Linked DNA regions of Mus musculus: region 2 is linked to region 1. Evidence: chromatin loops called from intact Hi-C (ENCODE). Cell type or tissue: left cerebral cortex. All regions are shown on one strand.

Region 1 (2,500 bases):
CATGTGTATAGAGCTGTGTACGTGTGTGTGTGTGTGTGTGTGTGTGTGTGTAGACGTAGGCATATTTATACAAAGATGTATACACACCGAGTGATCGCCCAAATAAACCCCCTACTCTACCTTTAAAGTGTCTCTAGAGAATTAACCCAGGGGAGAGGCAGTGATACGTGAACCGTAAACATTCTCGCCTGTTGGCAGATAACCACAATGTGCATTCGTTCGCCTCCAAGAACTGAGAAAGGGGGAAAGAGAACAACCCACGGCAGAAAAACACACTAATCAAATCCACAATCAGCTCTGATGACGAAGCAAGCCTTCTAATCAAAACACAGTGGGGCAAAGCTGCAACAGGTTGTAAGCTTGGAGCTGGGCTTTTCCCAGGGGCCTCACCCACGCTTTCTTTTTAAACATCTAAAAAACGCGCACACAGGATTTCAATCACTTCTAATTTTTTTTTTTTAAGAAATAAGTTGCAGGCTGAACACGAGCTCCTAAAAACAGGAAATATCAAAGTATCATGTGAATCATCTCTTCCCCCTGCAACTGCTTCTTTAAAAAAAAAAAAAAAAAAAAAAAAGGCTAACCCTGTCCTTACCCCAAGAGGTCTTTGCCTGAATACTGGCCAGAGCCTTGTAGTCTAACACAGAGCGTATGTCTAAAATGATCACTTACATGGGGTCCCAGTTCACAACACATGAGAGACCAGAACACATGTCCTCTCAGGAAGGCCCTGGTGGCACAGTAGCAGGAAGAGGGTCAGAGGGACCTGACTGAGGCAGAGCAGCTTCCGCTGGAGGTTGAGAGCGAGCTGCGGGTCTGTAGGAGGCTCCAGGAGAGGAGGCAAAGGCTGACCCCTCTAACAGCTGTTGGCTTGCAAGTCATTGATGGTGGGGATGAGCAGATGACTGGTAAGTCACCGAGTAAACCGAAACGGGCGTGGTGGCACATGCCCTTCATCCCAGCACTATGCAGGCAGAAGCAGGTGGGTCACTGTGAGTTCAAGGCCAGCCAGGTCTACAGAGTGAGAGACCCTGTCCCAAAAGACAAAAACAAGAACGCTTTGCCCACGCTAAGGACAGTCATCTGTGTTGCTTCCCAAGGGTCAGTTCTGAGCCAGGTCCTGAAGGAGACGCCACCGGCTCCACAGCTTCTCAGGTACCCTCCGACAGAAGCCAACATGAACATCCACTGCCAAGCCTCTGCGCTTTCTCATACCCTGACCTAAAATGGAAAATGCTCAACGTAGAACATGTACGAGGGAGCATCCACTTGGGCTCTGCACTGCGAAAGGTAGCTCAGCCTCCTCTCCTTTGTTCTCCTCTTCCTCCTTCCTCCTCCTCCTCCTCTTCTTCCTCTTTCTCCTCCTCCTCTCCTCCCCCCACACTGGGCACTCTTGTCCACTGCTGGGGCCCAGCTCATCTCCTTCCTCCCCTGTGAGCCCCCTGGTCTTCTCCAGCCCTTGAGCTACTAGCCTTCCTTCCAGCATCTTGACTCCTCAGGCCCAGCACATCTTTAGCTCTCCCAGTGCTGCCCTCTGCTGGAAACAGACGTCACGCCTACGATCCAGGCTGCCAAGTCTTGTCCTCAGCTCTGCAGCAGCATGAGAGACAATGCTGGAGAGTGGGCGTGCACGGCACTGGTCCGGCACCTGATTGAGCTGAGATATCTGCTCTGCCACGCTGGACAGCGTGGATCAGTGGTGACATCTGTGGCCGGGATGCCTCAAGGTCTGGAGCTGACCAGCAGCCGCTGTGGCTCCCCGAGTCTAGCATGACAGGTAAGGGGTTCCAGTTCAAATGCTACTGACTCTGCTGCTCGTGAGGCCACTGACCTTTCATTTCCTCATGTGTAAGATGGGAACAATCACCCTTATCTCACCAGATTGTTAAGAGAATAAAAGAGAGTTATTTTGTGCAAAAAAAACCCAGAACAATCCCTGACACCTAGGAAGTACAAGGCAAGGGTGCCTTCTTTACTTTGTTATCTTAGGACATATGGTAGGATGTGGACACATACACCACACTTATTCTAAGTGCTCCTGTGGAGGCCAATGAGAACCTAACACACCAGGCATTCCACAGCTCACCCCATCCCCCACCTCCCTCTCACAGCGCCTGGTACTGTGCCAGGCAGAGTCAGAGGCCTGTCAATGCTCGTGAACAGGTTGGCCTCTTCTTAGAGGCTCCACCTTTTCTCATGTAAAGAATACTAAGTTTTTCTTAATACTCATAATTCCTGTGCCCATTTTTTTTAACAGGTGGAATCACTGAGGCCCAGGGGAGTAGTTAGTTAATGGACTAGGCTACTGAGCTAAGCATAGGTCAGACAGAAGGTACCACTGATAACCAACACTTTAAAACCTGGACTGTCAGTCACCCTGCAACCCAGCCAGTCTCCTGCCCCAAAATCCCCCAAATAAAAGAGAGGCAACGGCTCCATGGAGTTCATCATTTCCTGAGTGTCTTGTAATGATAAACATTACGTTTGGGAGCAGGAAATT
Region 2 (2,500 bases), 180 kb before region 1:
GCCAGAGACCTCCCCTCCCAAAAGATTTATCCATCCAGCTGGGAGAAAACAGAAACAAAAGCCCTTTATATTTATTTTTTAATGGGGATCCAAGAGTTGTTTCTCTGTTTTATTAACTTGTGTGTGTGTGTGTTTGTTCTTTTCAATGCCCATGTTCTAAAACATCCCAACTATTGTGTGAGCAAATGGGTAAACACAATAAAGGAGACCCTGCAAATTTTGTGGGTCTCACCTTTGAGGCCCCCCAGCCCAGAAGCATACATCTATGTGTGGCATCTAAGTTTCTGCAGAGGAGTAAGTACCGACTCTATTGGTTGATTTTTTACTTGTCTCTCTCACCAGACTGTAAGTCCCACTAGGGCAAGGCCTGGCACCTCTCTCTACACTCTAGACTATCAGTGACTATTCTGATGCTTAATACAGAAGAGACTTTGCACAAATGACCTTAGACATGTCCCGGAACATGAAGGGTGTATGATCAAGAGTGGGGCTGTTAACCATACTGCTTTGTCTCATTTGAAATTAGTCACCCGCGAAAAACAAATAAAATCTAGCAAACCTTTCCAGTTAGTAAAAAATCCACTCCTGCTAGCAAAGATCTCTTTCCTTAGGATTCATCCTTCTCCTTGAATCCCACGGCTCAATGCCCACCTCAGGGGGAGTGAGTGACAGCTAAGAGGAGGAGGGGCTTAGTTCAGCAGCTCACCTAGCTACTCACCTGGGGGAGGGGGGTGAGTGACAGCTGAGAGGAGGAGGGGCTTAGCTCAGGCCCTCAGTCAGTTCCTTGTTACTACAGACAGAATTTTTCCTCCAGGCCACCAGGACCTTACTGAACATACTTAGCCGTTCTTGGGTCTACAGTCACCCTCCCAAGTGGAGGAAAGAAAGCAGGGAACCTATGCCTGGACGGGAACATCTAGACAATCGAAGCATCTTTACACTTCTAACAGGGTACCTTAGTTCAATGGTTAAGAGCATTGAATGCTCTTCCAGAGGACCCAGTTTTGATTCTCAGCACCACAAGGCATTTCACAACCATCTGTAATTTAGTTCCAAGGGCTCTGATACCCTGTTCTGGCCTGTGCCAGCATCGAGGGACGCAATCTGCACACAGATATACACATAGGCAAAAATACCCATATTTATAAGACAAAAAAAAAATTTTTTTTAAAGTTAAATTAAGAAAAAAGAATGCTAGACAGAGATGAGATGTAGCACAAGACTTAGACAGCAGAGGGCAGCAGAGGCTCACTGTCGTGGGCTACTGAAGCAAGATGGTTGTGTGAATTTTGTTTTGTTTTGTTTTCTTTCTTCTCTCTCTCTCAAAGCCTCGCTTTTCCCAAGCTGAGTCTCTATAGGCTGAGGGCCTTGCAACCCAGTTGTCATTTCTGGAAAATACTATGATTCTCCCATCACAGTCAAGGCAACAGGCTCAGGACACAGAGGGACCTGCATCACCTTACAAAGAATTAGGCAGGCTACGGACGCTGATGCTTGAGCCTGCGTTATCATCCGCAAAGCTCAAAGAGCCTCTAAGCTACAGAAACAGGCATAGGCACTGCTGAAACCCAGCAGGAGCTCCTCGGGATCCCGGTGCACAACATCCTTCAGCATGGCCACTCACACAGGCACAACAGTCACAGACAGGCTTACCAACAATTGAGGCTACCTTCGCCAATACCTTAAAACGGATATTCTTGCTGCGACCCTTCACGTACTGCATCTAGAGGCTGTATCCCTCCCACACCAGGCTGGTGTTCTAAAGAACATCTTATCTGATAGGTTGGTTTCAGCCCTAGAGAGTCTGTCTTCTGCAGAGAAGGGCTCAAGTGCCTTCATGAGATGCCCATCACCAAGTACCAGCTGTGGCTGGACTAGAGGTTCACAGCTCAGTTGCCCCTCTCCCCTCTTGCAACGTGAAGACAGGCCTTCCATGTCCACAGAGGAGTTCATTTCATTTACTCCAAAATAAATTTATCTTTAAATGTAGATGAATACTGTCAAATACACAAGTTAGGAGGAAAAAAATGTTTTTAAAGAATATTAAAATGGAATGAACCTAGCCTTGCAGATCAAACTGCGGTAACCCTGACTAAGAGAGCACCCAGATGCCTAAGTGTATTCCCCTGCTAATGAAGCTTAAAATGAAATAGAACTCATGTACATGGGATGCTCTCTGCCTGACAAACAGGGGCAGGAGAAGCACTGGACTGATGACCTGCAGATCACACGCACAACAGGCACTCATCTCACACCCCAACACAGACTAAACCAAATTCGCATTTTGTCTTCTCATCCGACTCAGTTTCCTTTCCTCCTTCTCATTCTTCCTGCTCCCCAAAGCAAGGACAGCGTTCAGCGAAACCGTAAGCTGGTGTGCTGATTTGGTAGCACGTCCATATTGCAGAAAAGGCAAACCTGGCCACACAACCGTCTTGTTTCCATGAGAAAGGGTGAGCCCAAGCGCCACCATTCATAGCCTTACACACACCCAAGGGCT

The links. Peaks named below come from ENCODE experiments on the same cell type or tissue, not always from the same donor. Only the 100,000 strongest peaks of a DNase experiment are listed, where the experiment ranks them.
Region 2: a loop joins it to region 1, with 5 times the contacts of the local background. A loop is called at or near these places in 16 of 42 quality-filtered maps.

Annotation. Positions count from the first base shown.
Region 1 is chr7:49,249,241-49,251,740 of GRCm38, reverse strand. The region is part of intron 1 of Nav2 (neuron navigator 2); the gene reads right to left. Among named protein-coding and RNA genes, the nearest start is that of Nav2, 4.3 kb to the right of the region's middle. In left cerebral cortex, a CTCF peak has its summit at 1,545 (motif pointing left); DNase peaks (open chromatin) are centred at 1,542 and 2,095; H3K4me3 peaks cover 2,317 bases; H3K27ac peaks cover 1,876 bases.
Region 2 is chr7:49,424,998-49,427,497 of GRCm38, reverse strand. All of the region lies in intron 6 of Nav2 (neuron navigator 2), which reads right to left. Among named protein-coding and RNA genes, the nearest start is that of Gm51447, 12 kb to the left of the region's middle. In left cerebral cortex, a CTCF peak has its summit at 1,229 (motif pointing right); a DNase peak (open chromatin) is centred at 1,234; H3K27ac peaks cover 927 bases.